Linked DNA regions of Homo sapiens: regions 2 and 3 are each linked to region 1. The links are chromatin loops, found by intact Hi-C in ENCODE. Cell type or tissue: Calu3. All regions are shown on one strand.

Evidence for each region. Hi-C counts contacts between places; a loop is a spot of excess contacts. Peaks named below come from ENCODE experiments on the same cell type or tissue, not always from the same donor. Only the 100,000 strongest peaks of a DNase experiment are listed, where the experiment ranks them.
Region 2: a loop joins it to region 1, with 12 times the contacts of the local background. A loop is called at or near these places in 80 of 110 quality-filtered maps.
Region 3: it touches region 1 in a loop (5-fold over the local background); 10 of 110 quality-filtered maps call a loop at or near these places.

Annotation. Positions count from the first base shown.
Region 1 is chr2:165,199,619-165,207,618 of GRCh38, forward strand. SCN3A (sodium voltage-gated channel alpha subunit 3) reads right to left here and starts at 4,432. Exons shown (of 28, transcript NM_006922.4): 1 at 4,205-4,432. In Calu3, a CTCF peak has its summit at 4,516 (motif pointing left); a DNase peak (open chromatin) is centred at 4,533.
Region 2 is chr2:165,010,962-165,018,961 of GRCh38, forward strand. No RefSeq gene overlaps it. Among named protein-coding and RNA genes, the nearest start is that of SLC38A11, 59 kb to the left of the region's middle. In Calu3, CTCF peaks have their summits at 4,302 (motif pointing right) and 6,070; DNase peaks (open chromatin) are centred at 4,280 and 6,040.
Region 3 is chr2:165,136,996-165,144,995 of GRCh38, forward strand. It overlaps SCN3A (sodium voltage-gated channel alpha subunit 3), which reads right to left. Exons shown (of 28, transcript NM_006922.4): 13 at 3,656-4,003; 14 at 2,481-2,613; 15 at 884-1,122. Among named protein-coding and RNA genes, the nearest start is that of SCN3A, 63 kb to the right of the region's middle. In Calu3, no CTCF peak of the experiment used is centred here; no DNase peak of the experiment used is centred here.

The DNA of each region.
Region 1 (8,000 bases):
AACTTGTGGTATCCAGTTAAGTAGGTATTCATATAAATTTTAAAGAATTATTCTACTTTAACAAATTATATTTCTGATGTAGATTCAGATTTTAGGTATCCAAAGAGCTGGTGCCTATCAGGAAGTTAATAAAACAAAGTATGTCTGTGCTTAGTAAAAGAGCAAGATTTTATTTATTGCTGTATTATTAAGAGGAAACACTATTCTGCTCCGAAATAGGTGTCTGCACTTGTTACATCCCATTAAAATATAAACAAAGAATGTGTTAATTTCATCCCAGAGGGAAAAATATTTTCAGGTAAAGCTGAACTAAAACAGTAGCTTCTCAATCAAAGATAAATGTGTGAACCGACAATATAAAGCAAGAATATGATTTTCTTTCTTCCAAATTTTCTAACTACCTCAAGTTACAATTGTTCAGTCTACCTCAAGAAGTAATTCAGATGTCAGGTTCTATATGGATTTGCCATGAAAGTTGTTTATAAGGTAAAACGTAAGCATGACATTTTGAAAATGAAAGCAGTTAGAATTAAAATTAATCGAAAATTTAAAACGAACCTAAAAGTACAGAAATAGAGTTAAGTAATTATATTTCACTGGTAGGTGGGTAATTAATCCTCACAGTTTTGGAAAACTGGTAAAACAACCATTAATATTAAGGTGCGAATGAATAATATATTTTTAGGTGACAAATGAAACATGAATTCCCAACCTTCAGTGAGTTCATGTTTCTATACATAAATGAAAATCAGAAAAAAGTAATCTTCACAGCTACCTATGTAAAGAAATATCACTATATAATCAAGTGTTAATTTCTTGGTGAAAAAAAATCTTTAAATGCTTATTCTTATGGATGCTTTTAGTTATCATCAACCCTAAAGATAAGAACTCGTAAGAGCTGGGAGTGACCTAGAACTGAGAGACAGATGAGCAACAAATTCCAAGCACCGCATTTGTCTAGTTGAGAAACACTACCCTCATATTTTTAAGCCTCCCAAGCTCTTAGCCCTCTCAGATCTGCCTAATCAAGAGTCCATTAAGTCATCTTGGCTGCCATGAAGATGAAGCTGACAGCGCAGTTACTTGAGTCAGTTTAAAGAGGCCTAGGGTGGTTGAAGGGAAGGATTAGGAGGCCTGGGGTGCTGAAAGGTCATCCAAGTTCTAGCTCCCAAAGACCCCAGTAGCACACAGCTGTCAGGAGCACGAAGCTACACTTAGAAACAACCTTTGGAGGAAAGCAGGGATTTTGCAGTCCATCAACCATTCATCAAGCACAATTTGCCTTTCCACATCTTATTGTACCGTTAATAGAATTGAAGCATTAGAGAGTTTGTGAGTTGATCACATAGCAAAGACTTTCCTGAGATTTAGGTTCAGTTATCTGGTGGTCTTAGTAGAAATTACTTGGCGTTTAAATGTGGTTTTGGTGAAACCTAGATTCCCTTTGTGAATCTTTACAGAAACTTCGTCTAACAGGTATATCCTCTTAAGGCAACGTGAAATAAGGCCCTTTGCCTCTATTTTCATAAGAAGAAGAAAGTTTTGAAGTCCGTGATAACATATTGGGCATAAATAACTGTCTTCTGGAAGGCATTATGAGTTCTATAAACTCTCCAGGAATTGCCTGGAATGTTAACACTAAGTGATACTATTATAGGTACACAATTGTTGTTGTTTCAGCAAGGGCATCCTTCCAGGATGAGAATTATTCACTTTTCAGGTACATAATTATTTGGCAGTTTTATTCTATCCTTCCTGTTGTGGTGGAAGATATTATATCACCAGCACTAACGATAACAATAATAACAATGATGAAAATTTATGCCTTTATGTTTGTCCTGTTCCTTTTGATGTGAGTTAGGATGGCAGGGAGAGAGAGGAAGGAGGTTCGTAATCATGTTCCAGGATCTATACCAAGCACTGAACAGACATTATTTTAGTTACACAATCCTGTAACACAGGCATTATTATTCCTATTTTAAAGATGATGTAATAAAGGCTCAGAGAGTTTAAATAACTTGTCAGGTAATAGTGGCCATAAAATGTAACCTGCCAAGCTCTTGCTCTTAACCACTTCTCCATGTTGTTTCCTGCTTGTTTCCACTACAGAAGGAACTGGCCAAGAAACGCCCCTATTTCTCTATTTTACCACTTTCATGTTTAGCACATCAATCATAATTTACAACTCAGTGAGAGTCAAAGTTGTATCTTAATTAAGCTGAGAAACCAACTGAAGAAAAATCCAAATAAATGAGGATCAGAAAATTTTAAAAACAAAGTATTCTTATACAGCTTTGATTCTAATTTCCTTCCTTTGTAGGCAAGGAAAATGCTCTTCAGTGATACTTGGGGTCTTTTCTGAGACAACAAAACTCACTAGTAGCAGAACATGAACCAGATCCCAAGACTTTCAGCTCAGGGTTCAACCTTTTTATCTTCAGTACTCAAATAAATCACAGCATTTTTCTCAACTTTACAAATGAAATCACCACTACATTCTTTTAAAGAGTAAGTTATTCAAATGTGTTTGATATATCATTTAATCAAAGCAGGTTTAATTTCCGAAATTTTTGAAAGAGCGCATTTTGTGAAGTGAAGAACTCTGAGTGTATTTGCTTTTTCACATGGCGACCACATGTATAGATGAATAACTAAGAGACTGTTGCAACTATACCAAGAAAAATAAAAGCTAACATTTGGGGCCAAAATTAAGCATTCATTCATAAATGTAAACCAGTTCAATCAAGACCAGCTCTGATGCTTACTCAGAACAAAGTTACTCACATTTAGTCACCTGTAGAGAAGCATGGTGTGTACAATACACTCAAGTTAATTAACAGCCATTTCTGGGAACCCTGTCCAAAGAAATAGTTTTCTTTATCTCCTATGGTAGGAATTCTTCTGAAATAGACAAGACCCAGGGCTCTCCTCTCAGGCAACCACTATTTTGAAATGTTTTTGGGGGGACTATTATTGCTACTCAATGTAAAATATTAAGTGAGATGTCAATATTTTTCAACATATCATTAGGAATTACAGTTTGGAGGCCTTAAGTTCTATTTTTGAAGCCCTTTTAGCCAGTACTGACTGGAAGCCCTGTTGAAATCAGAAGTCTTCATTTCATATAGGGCACACTCTATTTGGAGTGAATGTGATGAAATGTTTCCATGCAAATTCCTACAAGCACTTATGCCTTTATCTTTGTCCTCATAAGCCACATTATACTACCTGTTGTGTATTTTAAAACCCTGTATGATTTTTAAAACTTATCTTTCAATTAATATGTATAGATTTTCTGTCAATAATTTCTTATTCTAATTATGTGGTGGCTAACTGAATGAAACATTTATGGTTATGATATAGAATATTCTAAATACAACTACAGACAATATGGATCATAGATAAAGTAAATTATTGTTTTATGGCTCCAGTGGTTCTTCCTGGTAATTAATAAAAATAAACAGTTATTAAATATATACAGAAAAACAGCAATCTATCAAGCTTATAGAACAATTAAGAATATATAATAATCTTTAAATCAATAAATTAAAAGGTAAACATTTAATATAAAATGAATATATTAAAGGATAAAGAAGTAGCATATTATGGAACATATAGAGATTATTTTATTTTTTGAAGGTTCAACCTCTTTTAAATGGTTAGTATTGGTGTTCTTTTCTCTATGAAAACAGATTTTAGAGAAAAATGATAGTGTATTTCACAAAGCCAAACACCTCTATATTGTTATCACTCCCTATATGCATGGCCTCTCTAAAGCTGTTAAATAAAAAACTAAAGCACAAGAATGATAGTTCCAATTTCACTATACATTTATGTTTAAAAAATACTGGACACACTGGGCATTTAAATAGATGACATACAGCCAGGAAACTCATTAGACTAGCTTTAAGTATAATAAAAAATATTTTTTCTGAATACAATTAATCATAAGCATCTACAAAAACACAAGACCATTGATGCCTAGTATGTACCATAAATCACCATTTCCAGACAGGCTCTATTTTCTTTGAAAGATAAAGAAATAGTAAGCAGTTTACACATCAAACGATGCCTTTGGTTCCTGTAATTTACATTTAAACAACACTGGGTTAAAAATAGCAGCATGAAGATGATTTTAAAGTAAGGAAAATGACCTGGTAGCTAGGTTCTATGGTGCAGATAATGAAATGTTTTGTCAGCTTACCTGATAAAACAGAGCCTTATGAATTACAGCATAACAAAGCCCAGCATCCAAGATGGTTAGGGTATAACGTGTCTTCCTCTGCAGCTGTTCAGCTTTTTTTTTTTTTTTTTTTTTTGACCACAGAGGTTTACAAATTAGTTACAATTTTTTTTCTTTCTTTCTCTGTGGATAAGAAAACAAAGAGACCTTTCCAGAATCCTCTCTGCTTATGCCTCCGCTTCCTGTTCTGAGATTCACTCTATGGTACCCAACATATATCAGAAAACAGCTTTGAGGAAAAAAAAAAAGAAAGAAAAAAAGGCCGATCGCACTCAAAGTGGTACCGCCATCTACTGGCGGACACACACAAAATTGAGCCAAAGAAAAAACATTCCCATTATCCTCTGTCACAGGGAGGAAAGTAAACCTGCATGAAGCATGGGTAGTCATGAAAGTGCCCCAAGATGACAGTAGAGAGGTGATGTGAGCTAAAATTTCCCAACACACTAAAAAAATGTAACTTATCTACTACATATAAATATGTATGAGACCTTTTACATATTCAGTTATTTGCATCTCACTAATTTTTTTAAAAAATTTTATCACTTTGTTGTTTTGCATGATTGTTTCACACATAAACTACTAAAATTAAAAGATATATAAATTACTGTTTGAAAAATAGGTTTTAAGTTTACATTACCCTTTACGTGTAGAGTTTTGCGAAAGCTCCCTTGTGGCCTGCTCTAGTCTTTTGAAAACCTTTTCTCTTCCTGGGATGAATTATTTTCAAGGTGAGGAATTTGACTCCTTAGAGAACAGTGTAAACACATACTCACTGATAGTATTTTTGTGTTGCTTTCTGGTAAAACATTTGCAAGAAATATCTAAATGTAGAAAAAGATTCTATACATCAGTGAACCTAGCTAATATTATTTATTAGGATATTGAAGCACACAATACATAAAGAAAATAAAAATAATCCATCAGTTATTAAGATATTTCTCAATCCAGATGTATGTTATTGTTTCATCTGACCTTTCATATCTACTTTAGAGCAAACAACTATGATTTTATTACAGTTTATCATCAATTAAATAAATACATTCATATTGACAAACCAACTGTATGGATGGACAAAAATGATGTCAAGTATTATATTAGACTTGAAAAGACACAGAGAGAAACACACAGTGCCTGCCATAAAGGAGCTCATACAAAGAAGAAAAACAAATATAGCTGATACCATATTTCCCAGCCATGTGTTCAAGAACTGTTAATTACATACTTCGTTTTCAATTGTGGCCCCCATTTTGTCTAATGGCAGAAAAATAAATCTAGTCAGTTCCAGGTAAACTAAATTACTTGAGGCTTTTCCCAATGATTTTGGGTTTGCATTCAACCAATACATGATTTTCCTCTTCTATCTCTCCTTCTCATGGAGACTGATCTAAGTTCAGGATTGTGTACATATATAGAGAAAGCAGAGTATGATCCCGTTCCCCCTTTCTCCACATGGGCATCCACTGAGGCCAGGAGTCCTGCATGATCCATGACCATCATTATCCCTCATATCTACTAACGTACCCACAGGCCCACTGGGCCCCGGGAATAGCATCCCTCCAGCTTTGCATGGCAGCATCCCCTCTTTGTCACTTCTTCCTCTAAGGAAACTTTTGTTCCTGTCCTTTAGGAGGAGAGAAGAAAAAGCAGCATGTTCCCAGGGTCACTCTTGGCTGTAATTGGCTGACTTAAGCCTTCCTCCCTGCCCCAGGCGCCTCACACAGCCATCTCTGTTCTGCTGTTTGTAAACCATGGGATGTAATGCACTCTGCAGGCTTCAGGCAAGCGAGGCACAATCTCTGCCACACTAGAATAGTGTAAATAGATGGAAACTTCTCATCTTTTCATCTTTTTAGCTAATCCTAGATTGGCAAACTATGTAAGGAGCCCTTATCAGAGACTCCTTTCCTTCTTCATAACTTCCTTCACAGACTCAAAAGAGTTTTTGCTTGGGTCTCTTCTTTCTGTACCAAAGGTAAGCTGGAGCCACTTGTTTTCCCTTGAAATCTTTTTGTCTTATGTCTAATGTATCAGTTTACTAGGGCTGCTGTAACAAACTGCCATCCTGAGGGGCTTAGACACAGAAATCATTTTTTTCACAATTCTGGCTACTCAGAGGCCAGAATCAAGTTGTCAGCATGATCATGCTTCCTCTGAAACCTGCAGGGGAAGGATACTTTCTTGCTTCTCTTAGCTTTTAGTAGCCCCAGATGTTCCTTGGTTTGTGGCAGCATAACTCCAGTCTCTGTCTCTGTCTTTACATGGTGCACTCCCTGCATCACTGTCTTTACGTACTCCTCCCTCTGTGCATGCCTCTGTGTCAAATTTTCTCCTCTTTATAAGGACACCAGTCACTTTGGTTTAGGGTCCGCCCTCATAACCTAATTTTAACCTGATTATCTCTGTAAATACCCTATTTCAAAATAAGGGCATATTCTGAATTACTCAGAATTAGAACTTTTTGAGAGGAGGCACAATTCAACCCCTAACACAAGAATTTAAATATAAAGCACAAGAATTTGACAATTCTTCTGTCCATCTCCAACGACAATTCCACTTAGGCAATAATAGCCTTGGCTATCTGGCCAGAATTGGGGAGGGTAGGGGAAGAGCCTCAGGTAATGATGAAGACATTTAATAATATTAGTAACAATAACAAAACTAACATTTATTGGTACTATGTGCCAGACATTGTTCTAAGCACTTTACATATGTTCATTTAAACTTCACCCATATGAGGTATTATTATACACACTTTACAGGTGAAGAAGCAATGAAATGTGAGGGAAGTAAAACGTAGTTAGTACCTGATATGGTTTGGCTGTGTCCCCACCCAGATATCATCTTGAATTGTCAGATATCATCTTGAATTGTAGCTCCCATAATCCCTACATGTCATGGGGGGCACCTGGTGGGAGGTAATTGAATAATGGGGGCGAGTTTTGCCCATGCTGTTCTAGTGATAATGAATAAGTCTCATGAGAGCTGATGGTTTTATAAAGAGGAACGTGTCCCCTGCACACGTTCTCTTGCCTGCCACCATGTAAGATGTGCCTTTGCTCTTCCTTCACATTCCACCATGATTGTGAGGCCTCCCCAGCCATGTGGAACAGTGAGTCCATTAAACCTCTTTTTCTTTATACATTACCCAGTCTCAGGTGTTTCTTTATGGCAGTGTGAAAATGGACTAATACAGCACCTCACATCTCATCCCAACACAAGCAGTTGTAATCGGGTAAGATCACTCATAATACAAGCATTTGTCAGATGCTGAAAGAACACAAAGGAAATCAGCTTCCACTAATTTAGATCATTGATACTCACACGTTTAGTGTAAATTTATAACATTTCATTGTTTCATTGTGTACACTTTCTGTCATGAAAGATTCCTATTTTCTAGGCACTTTTAACTTTTTCTTCTCTACTCATGAACAAACTAGCCCTGCTCACTGTCTCTCAACTAAATGTTCATTAAGTGCCAGTCCCTACTGCTCCACACTCATTTTACCATTACTAGTAATATTTAATAGAATATTAATTCTATCACTCAGTTTTGGGTATCCAGATGCTCCAAAGAGTTTTCTGATGACGTCTTCTGAGGAACTGATTTTTCTTAGGTTATACTGGGCCACATTTTAATGAGAACTGGTTTGAACAAAATAAGAAAAGTAAATGATAATTATTGTGGCGATATTCCTCATAGAAAAAAAGAAAAATAAATAAATGCCAGCAAAGAGAGCTTTACTCTTTGTTGCTG
Region 2 (8,000 bases), 190 kb before region 1:
CTTGAAGGCGTGTACCAGATAAATTCTTTTACCCACTAGCCCTCAGCCCCCAGGATCCATTCTTCATCCTCCATCCTTCTCCACCCTTTTTTTCTGCCACAGGAAATGGGTTGTATGGACTACATCAACAGGGAACCTTGCATGTTGGCTTACAGTTAGGTTTAGCTGATGGGGGGCGCTGGCATGTAATCAGAGAGAGGGAAATGAGTGACGTCTGTGTATTTATTCTGTCTTCTGAATAATATAGGGCATAAGGAAATAATCATTAGTCCTGTTTTAGAGAGTAAAAATCTGAAGCAGTAAAAGGTTACGTCTCTTTTGTCATGTAAGGTAACACAGTCTCAGTTTCCAGGAATTAGGCTGTGGACATCTTTGAGGGGGCCATTGTTATGTTTGTCACTCTGAGACTGACTTTCTTCCTTCAGGTGCTTCTGAGCTGCTCTGTGTGTTACTCACTCTCAGCTGGGACGTTGCTGCCTTGGTTGAGGGCTTTAATTTCTGACCACAGAATTACTAATCCTGGTCTTTGTTTCAATATTTATTGATGAATAGGGCTTAGCTCTTTCTAATTCTGCATGATTTCATTCATTCATTCAATGATTAAACTGAGTCTTATCAATTTATTTTATTGAAAGTGGTGCTATTTTCAAAAAATTCTATAAAATATTAGTTGATTATCTTATACAAATATAAATTGTTACAAGTTGGAGGAATGAAATAATTTATTTCATTTTTAGTCATTATTTGCTATCCAATGATAGGGATATTATCATTATCATTATTATGATTGTGTGGGAAGAATTGCTTTTTCCTTAGAGCCTAATCTAAAAGCAGATTTCTTTCCTGTTAGGTAATACTGTGGGACTATCTGTATAATCACCATCAAACATCACTCCTTAGCAAGGAGTTGAGAGTATTGTGGTTTCACCATGTCATGTCCAATAGTCTAAAGGTGGAAATAGGATTTCCTCAATAAGGACAAAATGGCTCAGGGCCAAAATGAAAGCATCACTCAGCACTTTTTTTTTTTTTTTACTTTTATAGTCAATGCAAAGAAAAAAATGCTAAATTCTAGGACCATTACCCTATGGAAACCATCTCTACAATATAAAATGCCTATTCAATCAGAATCATTAAAAAAATATGGAATCAGAAACTAGAGGAAAAATGAGAGTTTCATAGACAATTCCCCTTCTAGTGCAAGTGAAAACCCTGGGGCCCAGAGGGGAAGTGACTTGCCTAAGGTCAAACAATTTATTAGAACCAAACTACGACTAAACTCAATTTAATTCTTCTGACTCTCAAAGAGGAAACATACTCAAAAGATGCATGGAGTGAATTAGGCAATATGCATTGAACATTCCTATAGAAATATGGCTGTGAGGTTTAAAACAATGATGTTGCAGAAGTAATTTCTTGTAGACTTCTTGTTTTGTTTTCTGTTTTCCTATCTTTGTGACTATTGCAAAATATTACATGTATTCTTATGCATGTGTAATACAAAAGGTGCTCTTCTGGCTGGGCGTGGTGGCTTATGCCTGTAATCCCAGCACTTTGGGAGACCGAGGCAGGCGGATCACGAGGTCAGGAGATCGAGACCATCTTGGCTAACATGGTGAAACCCTGTCTCTACTAAAAATACAAAAAATTAGCCGGGCGTGATGGCGGGCGCCTGTAGTCCCAGCTACTCGGGAGGCTGAGGCAGGAGAATGGTGTGAACCCGGGAGGCGGAGCTTGCAGTGAGCCGAGCTCATGCCACTGCACTCCAGCCTCGGCAAGAGAGCGAGACTCTGTCTCAAAAAAAATAAATAAAATAAAAAATAAAAATAAAAAAAGGTATTCTTCTAGGTTCTCTTATATATAACAAACAATAGAAATGTGGTGACTGTCTTTGAAGGCTTTGGGCAAAGCCATGGGAAATTCAATTCCAATATAAATTAATACATGAAATGAACCAAATGGGTGGTTCAGGACTTCTCTATGTATGAGGAGTCATCAGTGTAACTTATAAAAGAAATAAGAAAATAAGTGAATCTTGAAGATTGATGATATGTCATGACATACGTGTCATCAGCTCAGGGAAGTAAGGATGTATAAAGAAAAAAAAGTTTGCCTAAACAGGAACAGAAGATGAAGGAATTTAGATGACTCCAAACCTCAGCTAAGTCCACATATTCCATTTTGGCCTGTTTCTAACTCATTATTCAGTGCTTCTTCTTCAGTATCCTTCTCTGTAGTCACTGAAGATGTTTAAGTGGAGATATGACATTATTAAATTAATTCTTGATGATGTTTTATTTATCAAACTGTGCTGAATGTTGTGGATTTGATTTGATTTGGAAGAGAGTCCAGATGGAAGGTGAGCAGATAAGAGGTGAAGAAAATAGTCTAAACCCAAAATATTCAGGGCAGTGGGAATGAAGACATTGTAAAGAATCAATAGACGCCATCACACAGGAATGCTCTGGACTGCCAAGCACAGCATCTCTGAGACTCTGGTCATCTGTACCCCTTTTTTCCTCTGACTGCAATAGTAGACTCTTCCTACTCCAATCAAAGACTTATCTCTCCTATGTTCTGAATGTCATCCTTTCTCACTTGCTCAAGAATATTATTACACTTTGAATCTTTTCTCTAACCTCTATGCTGACTTTCTCCCTCATTGTGGACCCTTTAAATATTCTGAAATCTCTGCCATTTTAAAAACAAAAGTTAAGCTTTTTGAAAGAAGTATCTAGGCTTGCTGCTTACAGCTCTTCAGTTATATACAATCAAACATTTTGCATTTCATGATTTTTTTTACCTTTTTTTAATTATACTTTAGGTTCTGGGATACATGTGCAGAATGTGCAGGCTTGTTACATAGGTATACATGTGCCATGGTGGTTTGCTGCATCCATCAACCTGTCATCTGCATTAGGTATTACTTCTCCTAATGCTATCCCTCCCCTAACCCCCCCACCCCCTGACAGGCCCCAGTGTGTGATGTTCCCCTTCCTGTGTCCATGTGTTCTCACTGTTCAACTCCCACTTATGAGTGAGAACATGCAGTGTTTGGTTTTCTCTTCTTGTGTTAGTTTGCTGAGAATGATGGTTTTTTAAATAAATCAGAAAATTACTCTGTTCTGGTTTTTACTTTCACTTCCTCCACACAACTATGCCTGCTAAGGTCACCAATGCTGTCCAGATCAATAAGTCAGATGGTTCTATCCTGACTTGCCTGACCTTTGAATGGCTTTCAGTACAGTTTGCTACCCATTCTGTTTAGAAACTTTCTTCTTCTGACTTCTATAATACTATGTTCTCTTCATTTTCCTCATTCTTGAGTCCTAGTCATGCTTTTTTTCTTAATCAACCCTATTTTCCCCCAAATCCATCTTTATATAACCACTTTAGCTACCATCTCTTTAGCCATAGGTAACAAATTTGCATCTCCAGCCACATCACTGTGTTTCAGCTCTAGATATGCACATCCATTTGTTTAACCAATGAATATACAACATCTTATAGGACTTCACATGCAACATGCTCAAAACAACTGAGCTCATGATTTTTTTCCTCAAAGTTTCTTCCTCTCAACTATTTCAACCAACAAAACCACCACCTGCCTATTTTTTCATGTTAGAAACCTGGGCAATCACGGATCTTCCTCAACACTTTCCTTCTCTATTCCCCAATTTCCAATCAATCACAGAATGAAGCTGGGTTTGCTTCCTAAATATCTTAAAACTGGATCTTAAACTCATTTCTGCTGCTACCACCTTAGTCTAAAAAGACTTCCATTTCTCATTTGAGCTATTGCGATTGCTTCCTAATGCTTTGCTAACTAAACAGCCTCTCTTCCACCTACAATCCATGTTCTTCATGACAGCTGCACTGTTACCTTAAAAGACCATAACACCACCAGTAATTAAGATAACTTGGATATAATTTGATTTGTGACTAGTTGCTATTTCCCATCCTTTTCCCATTTCCAGATAGGAGTGAACTAAAGTTCTTATGCTTTGCTGGGAGATTGAGGGTAGGGGGGCAAAGAGGGGAAGGCAAGCCCCATTGAGGAAACTTCAGAAATTTCTGTCTTGGGAAATGGATGAGGAAGTTCTATTCCACCAGTGTTCTTCCAGTCCAATTTCCCTACATAGTACCAACAAAACAAGAGATCCCCAGTATTGCTACTATGATCTTGGAAATCCCAGCCACAGAGCCCAGAATCATCCCTACCAATCTACCAATATTTAACCTGGAATGAACAGTTGCCACTAGGTGGCGCCAGGCTGAAGCCAGCACGCAGACCCTGACTGGCAGGAATTTGGACAGCTCTTCTGGACTCCCATAACTCACAACCTGTTGTTCTTGTAGGCTCATCCAGGTCACTTAGTTAACCTCACCATAACCAAACACTACATTTAATGGTAGTGAAAAATTCTGGACTACACCTACTGTGTTCGGAAAGAATTTTACTGTATTTTATAAACTCAAATCAGAATGTGTCACTTCCCTGTTAAAACTCTTCCATGGCTTTCTTTGCTGTTAGGATAAAATCTCATCACTTGGACCCTAAGACATAATTTTAACCTTGAATACTTATGGAAACAGGCAGTTTGCATGAACGAATGATCCACCTGCTCATAAAACTATAGAATATGATGAGGCCTGTGGTATATGTATTTCCTGTTACAAGACATTCAAATTCAATTAAGAATGAAACAGAACAAATTATAAATATTTTAACAAGGGAAAGAAAAACTTTGTCTAGCACTCCACTCTGGCCAATTCTTTATGCTCCCTGCCCATATGGCAGTTTTATGATAATGTCAAGTTCCTTCTTACCTCAGCATTTTAGAACAGACCATTCCCTCTGCCTGGAATGCTTTCCTCTTCCTTTTTATTAGTTACCAATTTCTTGTCTTATAGACATTGGTCTAAAATCACTTCATCATGGAAGCCTATCCTTTTTGTACTCTTGCCCTGAATTAGATTCCATTTCGCTGTTATAGCACACTTACCCTCTTAGCCTTTGTTCAAAGTTATGATTACTTATGAAATATCTCTCTGTTCCTTTGCATTCATCCATCAAGTCACACATGCTGTAAATCTGTATTAAGCCTCTACTTTTCCAGGAACCTCCAATGTATTGTAAATTCATGGCAAGGTTCCCAGCATTGACTAGCTGGAAAGTGAATATGGAGGAAAGAGAAAAAAAGATTAGAAAATAACTTTTGAGTGGTAAGCCTGGAAAAATGATGAGACTATAGAGAATATAGGAAAATCAGGATGGAAGCAGGTTTCAGGACAGAAGGAAATATCTTTTTATTTTCAAATTGTGAGGAGACATTCAAAGTTTGTTGAATGTATAAGAGGCTGAGAAGCCATTTGCAAATTGTCTATAGAAGTGTGAGTATGAAGCTGTGAGACTACTTAGTGACTACAATCTCGAAGGCATGGAAAAGAATTTTTTAAAAAAGAAAGGATTGGCATATTTGAAGGGCAGTCTGGAAAAGTTAGCTCAAAAATGGAAATTTTCTTCTATATTTTGTATGAAATACAAGTTGGTTTTTTAAGCTTACTTTTAAAGGAAGTAGGTATATTTAGCTTCAGTAAACAAGGAAGGTTAGATGAAGTCCCTGATGTGCATCATTCCACTAGCAAGAGAATGGTGTAACACTTCTAAGGTGAAAAAAATGTAGCAAGGTTTAGTTCTTGGCTGAGCAATATTGTTCTGTAATTGTACAAGTTGGAGACTTAATTAGCCAATTAAATCCTGCTTCTCCATCCTTCCTCTTTCTAAATATACATTTTGAGCTCTCTTCTGATGTTGAAAAAACTCTCCTGTCTTTGAAACAAGTCCTGAAAATATTATTCAGTAGAAACCCATCTGCACAGTGATTGAGTCACAACAAATCCAGATTCCTGGAATCTGTGAGAAAGGCTTGTGCTCATCACGCCATCTCTCCCTTTTCATAGTTCTACGTTGAGGTCGTCCTGAGTTTGTTTTTAAGGTATTTTCTGCGCTGCTACACACTGTCATTTCACGTGAGGGCAGCAGAGAGGCAGCGTAGAAGCCCCTGAATAGCAAATCAGAAGAGCCCGAAGCTCAAATTTTGGGCGTAGTGTTTTCAGAACACCTCTTCAAAAATTAAATCACACGTTGTTTGTATCTCCTTAAACAATCCTAGTCTATTGATTTGCCTACTCTGTTCTTTTAAAAAAAGAATCAGACCTGTATCTAAAAATAGGTAAGAACATGTGAATACAGACTTTTGCAAGAGTTGTATCTGGTTTGCCCAGAATACGTTTTCTAATTTTTCTTCGGTCGTTACAATTTGACAACAGATTTGTTTAGTAATCACGTTATTATATTGTCCTATATACTTAAGAATTATTGTTTTGAGCGTAGTCCAAGCCCTGATGCCATTTTGAAACATACGGAAGCACATTTTGATTAAATGCAGTTTGAATAAAACACTGATGAAATAACAATAGCTTTTGTATCATATTTGTGAACGGTCTTTGGCTGTATCCTAGGTGGCAATAAAAAGGTAGTGAGTCAATTTGGATATTGTGAAAAAATTATTACTATTGAATTACAGCATAGAAAGTAACATATTCCCTAGGCTTCAGGCTCCCTGTCACTTAGCACTGCCTTTGTTCTCTCTGCCCAGAATGTTATTTTCCCTACCATCATCCCAGGCCACTTTCCAGCCACGCCCATCCTTTTGCAAGACTGACTTCTGTGGGTACTGCAGGTCTCAGGGTACAGGTGCCATCTCTGGGCAGCCTTCTCCACTGCTTCTCGATTTTCTTGGCCATTCTGTGCTTCTCCTGTTTACTCCTATGGTCCTCTGTAGGCTCCTATGGGAACTATGTCTTGTTCCTAATTTTGTCTCTAGTACTTAGTACTATGTGCTTAGTAGAAGCCCGTTAAAAAACAAACAATAAATACTTAGAATCTTTATCAAGATGGTGGGAGTGGGGAATAGGAGGAGCAGAGAACTATTCAAACTGTGAAAAAGAGGTTAAAAGAGGATTTGCCACCCTGCCTATTTTAGCGTAGGGGTAGGAGTTTAACATTTGAGGCAATAGCAAAGATGATGGACATCAGTGCTTCTCAGCAAACATTTGACAATCTCAGGTAAGACCAGATAGATCTTAGGTCTATAGCTAGTCAGCTAGTCAGTCATATGACTCAATACTGGTGACAGCTAGGGGCTTAAAGGAAATAAAAACACGTTTGTGAAAATGCTTTGTGTAGGGCTAAGCACAGAGAGGAGTGAGCATCGAATGTCTGCTGAAAAACAAAAGAAGCTTAGACTTTATCGTGATCTTAGCAAAATTCTTTTCCTATAGCTTTCTGGTCGTTAAGGTGACTCCCTCAAGGGCATCAGTCTGCACTGGAAATCATTGCAGTGTGGTAGAGAGAGGGAGAGGGAGCTCTTTATAGAGAGGACTCAGCTCGCCTTCGCCTTCTTAGCATCTTGTTGCTAGGCAATAGCTCCTCTGGTGGAAGCTCATCTCCATTTTTAAAGATGGAGTGAAGTCTTGCCGAGGGAAATGCAGTTTGTACAAACTGGGCCATGTGCAAACAGTATTTTGCTCTAGTCCTGAAAACTGCTTTTCCCTATAAGGGAGACAAATCAGTCCTACTTAAATCCTGTCACTTAACAACCAGATAATATAACTCCTCTCTTTCTCTCTCTTTTCTGTAAAGCATAGACTTCCTTTTTAATCTTATTGATTTATTTTTACCTTTCCAACTATATGTCTTTCCAAATTGATTTAATGAGATTCAGCAGGGCATTGCTTGTAATAGTATTTCCCTAGACTGCTGAATTAATTTCCATTTAAAAAATTACTTTGGATCTGCAGCTCTGTCCGGCACCTAGCGTATTGCTCTTACTGCATTTTACATAATGATAAAATATAATGAGTGGTCAGTAAGAAGGGCCAATATTTAATGAATATAGTTTTTTTTAAACAAAGTGTAGATAGGTCATACTGTT
Region 3 (8,000 bases), 63 kb before region 1:
AAGTTCTACCAGGAGAGTCTTTGGAATGAGACTCAAAAGGAGATTCATGCTTTTCAGTGTAGAGGTTGTAGGATGGAAAATCAGTGAGCTCTTGCTGAACATTTGCTGACCTAAAGACAAATGATGCAGTGAACTTGTGGGCCATATCTAAGCCCTTGATGAAAACTGTTCCTAAAGTCAGACTGCAATACTGCCCTTTACTTAGTTTGTTAGTCTACCTTTTCCCTCCATTCCAGTTTCCCCACTACCCCTTGCCCCAAGTTTGTTTTAGTACAGAGAAAGCTCTTGATTAATAATATATGTAAACCCTTTTCTTACTTGTTCACCCATTTTGATTAGCACACATAGACACAGATGAATGCTCAGTAATTTGAACCAGAGGTATGGCTAAATCACAAATGCAAATTTAGCAACTATTTTTTTTCTTGTATGATTATCACTGAAGCTTTTTATTAGGTAGTTAACTTGAAACAATGATGTTCTTTTTTTCATATACATCAATCTTTGGGTCATCCCTTCAATGGACATGATTGTTTTAGAGGCTGTGTGGGTTAAAACCACATGATTGTGGAGCCAGTATTAGATCTCCTGGTTTATCTGGACCCACATTTCCAGCAAGAACAACTGTAAAGATTTTGAGACGTTTACAACTGGTAAGACACCATGATCAATCAGCACAGACATTGGCCTAAACAATCAGCATTCATACCAGTTGAGTTTTAGGCTGTATCTCTGAGATTCCCTGTAATATTCCTTAGATATTTCTTTCTATGAGGAAAGAGGATATAATTTTTGGGTTCAACACAGCACAAATACATCTTTCCCTTTGGTCTATCTCTCCCACATCTACCAAAGTAAATAAGTAAACTTCAAATGTACTTACCAGGTTTCCTACAGTCAACACACTACTGAATTGCTCAGTCATGGGGTAGTGCTCCATGGCCATAAAGAGGGTATTTAAGACAATGCAAATAGTGATGGCAAGATCAACAAATGGATCCATAACAATTAAATTCACAAGATGTTTTACTTTTAACCATGCATCACAGCAGTCCCAGATCAAGAACACATTGGCAAATCTATACCAGCATGGCGGACATTTCTGTCTAGATTCTTCAAGTTCTGGAGGGACAATAACAAGGAAGAGTAGTAAATAACAACAAAAATGAGTTATTATTGCTAGTAGATTTTACATTATTTAACAAAATTGATGCTTATATTTGAAAATAGAAGTTCATATTACTTAAGAAACTTGAGAAGACAATCCCATTAAATATTTTCAGAAAATGTTAATTAAAATGTCATATAGATCGACTTTTTTCTCTTTTGAATACAGAAAATAAGCACTTTGAATTTAATATTTTGCTTTTAAAATGACTAGGTTATGATTGATTAAAGTGCTGTATTCTCTTTGTCAAAACAGAATTTTAAATAAACATTACACAACTATTAAAATTTTAAATAATTATTGTTTCTTCTGAAAGTACCTTTTTAAAAACATTGTCTAAAGTTGTGATCCCTTATGTGTGTGATAACATTTATGAACTATTCTCTCCTCTCATAGTTTCCATATCAACATTAATCTTGCACACAGTGAGAACGTAGTATGCCTTTCTTTTTAGTATAAATTCAGACTCAAATCTACTTTTGTGGTTTGTACATATCTTTTAGAATTTTAGCATCATGTATTTAAAATATTGCTTGAAATTTTAATGGATGAGGCCTGTTACAAAATAATTATTATGTGACTGTATATCTAATACACCAAGAAGACATGATATAAAATGTAATTGATGTTTTCTAAAGAACATATGTTAGAATTGACATATAATTGATCTAAAAAGGGCAGTACTAATATATTCTCTCTCCAGACTTCAAGGAGTGAGGGCTGTGTGATGTATGAACAAGTTTAGTGTATAAATAGTTGCTGCCTATTCCTCTGTGTCAAAATCAACAAACATTTCTTTCCGTGGTCCTTTGGAGGAATGTAATGGTTGCTGTGTATGTAGAAGATGGAAGAGAGACCCTTTTGTAGGATCTCTCTTGCAGTGGAGGACAGGTTTTGATTTGCCCAACTCATTTAAGTGCTCCCGCAACCCCATCAACACTTCCATGCCTGAAGAACAGACTAAAGCCTGAAAGAAATGTTTCCTTATGCTTCTATATACCAAGACTTAGAAAAGGGGAAGAGTTTACTCTATTTGCATATGAGTAACATAACATAAGAATAAATCCTCATTGATATAATATCAAGTGTTGAAATATCACTCTGCAAGTAAGGTAAGGACCCAAGTCAAAAAGAAATAAGGCCAATATTAGTTTTTGTAATCAATGTGATAATGTACTCCATATATCACATTCTTAGGTCTAATATATAGTTTCGATCTGGGTAACAGACTTCAGTAATTCTATGAAAAGAAGGAATAGTTCACAAAGCACATAATCACAGAAAGTTGGCTGTTCCATGACCTGCTTCTTACCTTCCATTGTGTTGGTCAGAATGCTGGCTATGCTCACGGCTCTTTGCCTTCCAGAGGAATCCTCCAGCATCTCCATTGAAATCTGGTAAGAGCTTAACCTTCTCTTTCTGACTTCCGTTTCTGTGGTGGTGCCCTGCAAACCAAATACTGATGGCTCAAACCACTCTTCCCAATAAGTAATACAACACCACATAGCATTTCTTTGGCAAATCATGCTACATGCAATTTTTCCAGGTAAGAATTTTCAAGGAATAAAATATTGAATTATTGCTAAGTTATAAACAGTTTTTTTTTTAAAAAAAAGTTATCACAGGTAGTACTCTTTAAGAGGAATTCACCAGTGGGATGCAGTTTTATAACACAATTATATTACAGAACTATTTTAATTAACCTGTCACAATTTTCAAGGAAATTTGTTGTAAACATGCTAAAGTCATTTATTATTTTATTTCATTCAGGTGAAAATTATTTTTATCTTCTATCAATGATTAATAATCAGATCAATCTCCCCCCAATAAATATTATGATTATATAGTCTCAAGGCTGAATTATTTTCTTTGAGGCTATATTGACAATATTGACATATGTGGGCCAATTTTTTCCATGCACAAACACAGATGTACGATGAAATGTGTGTGCTTTCCTGAAATTTCTTTAATTATTTCTATATCTTATCCTATTAAAAAACAACACATTTTAGAGTCATTTTAAAATAGCACTGTAAATATTGACAGTTGTATGAAATTGCCCATTATCAACAAATTGGTTATAATATTTAATTTTAAGAATATGAATTTTCCAGAATATGAATAGATAATTATACAATTCTTGGTGAATATACATCTTATAGATTTGATGGTGAAAATGTCCATTATTTGTCTCGGTAGGTCTACCAAATTTGCAGATATGTATTTCATAGCAGACTCTAAAAACGGGGCCCTTTTAACCTAAAGCCATGGTCCCTTACAAGTAATTCCCATACAACAAAAGCTAATGGTCCCATACAATTCAATTGATTCTCAATATTCTATTGTTTTCCCTTTGATTAATCATGTATTATTTTTACCAACTTTCATTTTGAGGAAGCAGGACGGTATGACAGCCTAAACTGTCCAGGCTTTGATTATTTCAAATTGGTGAATAATGTCAGTAGCAGCTAGGTCATCTATTATCACCTCTGGGGGAAGTTGTCCAGTAGGTGACGTTAGAGCTGAAGGTCCACCCACCAAGGAAACCACACCATTGCAATCCACAGTGCTGTGCATCTTCCCATTTGCTGGAAGCCCTGGCACCATCCTGGATGACATACTGGCCTGACTAACGTTACTGTTGCGTCGCTCTCCATGTCTGTGCGGCACAAACAGTGAGTCTCTCCTGCTTTCGCTGTCTTCAAATGTGCTGTGTTCATCATCAGCAAAGTCATTTTCAGATCCAACATCCTTTGCCCGACCTCTGAAACTGAAAATGCTTGTTTTGCTATTGCGTCTTGGGGAAAACAGGGAGCCACGGATACTCAAGAGAGACTGCAGAGAAAGCAAAAAGGAAAGGAATGGGATGGGGGTAGGGGAAGAACGCAATTATTTAATAAATATTAATATTAAAGGATCTGTTTTCTTTGGAGTTAGTATACTCTTGCTCTTAAACATGGATAATCAAATTTATAGAGGACACATATATTTTGATATTTTTATTAAAGCAAATTTAAGTACAAAGAGTGTTTTTCTGACTAACAATACTGATTTGCAATTTACTAAGTATACAACCACTTCATTTAGTCTTCACTTTAGGTGGATTGGGTTATCATAATGCTATAGGTTAGGGACCAGATGCTGAAAAGGATAAATGATTTCTTTTGATGGGAATGGTGGTTAAACAAATAGTAAGTAGCTTCTACTTCTTAATGCTATAATCTGAAGGGAATGTAGCCTGGAGAATAAGTTTTGGCTCAAGTGAGAATGTTAGCTCAAATTTAAAATATTTGTTTCAAATGTTGCATTGTAGCCAATATTTCACTTCAGGATAATTACTTTTTTAAAAAACTACTATTTTTCCATTCTCTTCTTTTGAATTCTGAAAGAAAAGTAGTTTACTCTTTCTCTGAAACTGTTTGTCTCTACCCACATGGGAACAGAAGTCACAAAACTTACCTACGATGTTGTCTTCCAAATTTGCTAACAGTTTCCCAAATGGCAACCAATGATTCACCTTATTTGAGAGACTATATGTCATAGCAAACACAACACAGAGGATTCCTAAACTGCTACACAAATTACTCTTCTTGTGTAAAATATAACACTGGCTTGTAAAAGCAAGACATATAACATGACTTCACCAGCAGGTGGTGTGAAAAACAACATATACTTCTGTTTTATTTTAATTATATTAAAAAGAAAGAGACAATTCAAAACCTTTTTCATTACAGCTATTCCCAGATAAATTAAGCAAACTATTTCCTAGTACCAGAAAATGAGGATTTAGCTTGAAGTTCCTTCTTTCACATTTTGAAAGGATTTTAAACTAGCAACCCCAAATAATTCTGTGTGTATTCTTGTCTTGCAGATAGTTTTCAAAAACATCTCTATTCAGTCTGCAGAATATTTGTTTTCTCCCCTCATCATGAACAATGGCATTCCTCCTTGCTCTCTCATTCCCTTTCCTACTTCTCTTCACACCCAGGGTAATATACATACATACATATACATATACATATGTCAGCAGCAAACATTCCTGGATCTTCTCTTTCTTCTAAGCTTTAGTGTAAAACCAAATAAAATGATTTTAGTGGAAAAAACAGAAAAGGCAGACTCTGTCAAATGTATTCTTGGTTCCTCTGCCTAATTAGGTCATGCTGATTTTCTTAGGCCCCAATTTTTAGCTTTATTTTCATGGCTTTTCCCAGACTGCAAAGCACCAGAATAATCTTTGTTGTCCTCTGTCTCAGTGATATTCTGGAAGGATATTATTCACTAAGAAGTGCTCTGTTCCTTTGGATTTGGTTAGATTCTCCACAGGAACTATTGGCTGTCCAGCTTGTCCATCGGAGGCTGTGTCTATGTGACACTCAATTCCTGTAGCAGGTTTGTCTACCGAAGGGCAGACAATAGAGTGATTTTACAGCAAAGTGATCAAGAGATTAGATCATGTGAAGACATCAATTCATCCCCCCATTAATAAAGAATGCTAATGTTTTTCATTTCCTCAGACTCCATTTAAATGATCAATATAATAACAGTTATATCCAGAACTCGTGTTGTTGTTGTTGTTGTTGTTGTTGTTGTTGTTGTTGTTGTTTTGAGGCAGAGTTTCGCTCTGTCGCCCAGGCTGGAGTGCAGTGGTACAATCTCGGCTCACTGCAATCTCCACCTCCCAAGTTCAAGCTATTCTCCTGCCTTACCCTCCTGAGTTGGCTGGGACTAGAGGTGCCCGCCACCACACCTGGCTAAGTTTTGCATTTTTAATAGAGACAGGGTTTCACCATGATGGTCAAGCTGGCCTCGAACTCCCAACCTCAGGTGATCTGCCCGCCCTGGCCTCCCAAAGCCCTGAGATTACAGGCATGAGCCACCATGCCCAGCCCAGAACTAGTGTTTTGAAACATTTGAGTGTATGTGAATCACTCTGAGAGTTAAAAATATATATTTTTAGGTCCCAGATTTTGGAATATGGATTCAGGAAGTAGCAGATAGGACTCTGGAATCTGAATTTTCCTGACACATTCCAGGTGACCCTAACACAGGGTGGACCTCATCCTACACTCAGAGAAATACTAACTTGGTCTTACATTAATCCCTAGGATGGCTGAGTATAATCACCTCAATACACCTATGTTCTGAAACTGTCTCTGGAAACTGAAAATCGGTCTACACAGTATTGGTTGGGAGTATGTGGTACGTGTGTACATCCACTATGTATCTGGGACATGCCTTTAATTTGGATATTTTTATGTCAGGTATTTTCAAAGGCGTTCCAGATCTCTGAGTTTATTTGAAATTTCTATTCACTCTTTGGAATGTATAATAATGGGTGTGAGCGCAGCTTTCAAGGCAACAGAGACGGAAAAAGAAGATAACAGAAATAGCATTCAGAGAAAATAAACCAAAAATAACACACTAGAAGATGCAGCAGAGTGGAGGGAATACCCACAGCTGTGGCAACACTTTCTCTAGGGAAAACCAGCTTTAATGTTTTAAGGAGTGAAAGGCCATCTTTCTTTACCTCAGGCATGTCAAAACATATTTCCCAGGTATCTTTTTCATCTTGTTCCCAGAAGATAAATGTAGACTGTTTCTTAATTTTCAGTAACAAAAGGGAAAATAGAAGAAATTAGGTCTATAAGACACAGTCATGCATGTAGGGTTTGGATTCAAAGTGGGTTGGGAAAAGTCAAGATGGAAAAAGATGCTGGGAATTTTAAGATGTTCTAGTGGGAACAAGGAAAGTGAATATTTGTCAGAAGTACTTAGCATTTTGAGGTTTCATTTTATACTTTTAAGTATTTCTTTATTTTGTACAACTAACATTATCTGTTTAAAAATAAAATAATGTAATAAACATAAAATAACATTTGTAATTTATGTGAATAGAAGGCAGGGCACCCACAATTTATGCCCTCTCTGCTTTGACATTTTCAGAAGATACATTTGATTTGAGCAGTATTTACTGTCTATCTTACGCTTCCTGTCCCCACCACCTTCACTGATTCTCTTTCTACCAGATTCCTTTTTTGTTTACAGAAGCAGAAATTGTAAACCGTTTATGGTACATTTCTGCTTGTTAGTTTTGTTAATGCTCTTAGTCTGTCTTTACTGGGATATGCAAATTTAAAACTAATAGATTATTTCCTTCACTTTTGAAATTATCCATCTATCTTCTGTCTATTTACAAATATAAAATGAGCGACATCTACCACATGTATGTACTGATTCTGCTTTTAGTATTAAAACACTGGCCATCAGCTAAGCTCTCTGCTCTTGCCTGTCTGTGGTTCACTCAGCTCCAGCAAACCAAGTCTACCAGTTGCTTCTTAAGCACTCCAGGCATGCTACCATGTCAGGGTTTTGCACTTCCTCTTTCATCAGTTTAGAATGCTGTTCCTTAAGAGAGCCTCTTTCTTTGCCTCCTCCAAATCTTTCCCAAAATGTCTTAATAGTGAGGTCATTGTAAACCACCCTATTTAAAATTTTACCTCCAATTATGGCTCCTGTTCCTCTTTTCCTGCTTACTTTTTTTTCCCTTAACATTTGTTACCTTCTAACACAGTCTATAACTTATTTATTTTATTCATTGTCCGTCTCCTTTGGAAAAAATTTCCATGAGGTCAGTGGATTGAGTCTCTTTTATTCTTTGAGGTATTTTCAGCATCTTGAACTATGCTTGCTACATAGTTGGCGATCAATAAATATTTGTTGATTGGACTGAATGAACTGATCTACAAAATTTATTTGAGCAAAATGATGAAACAATAAAGGAACTAATACTGCTATCAAATTATGTATATACATTTGTTAGTAATTGAAACTA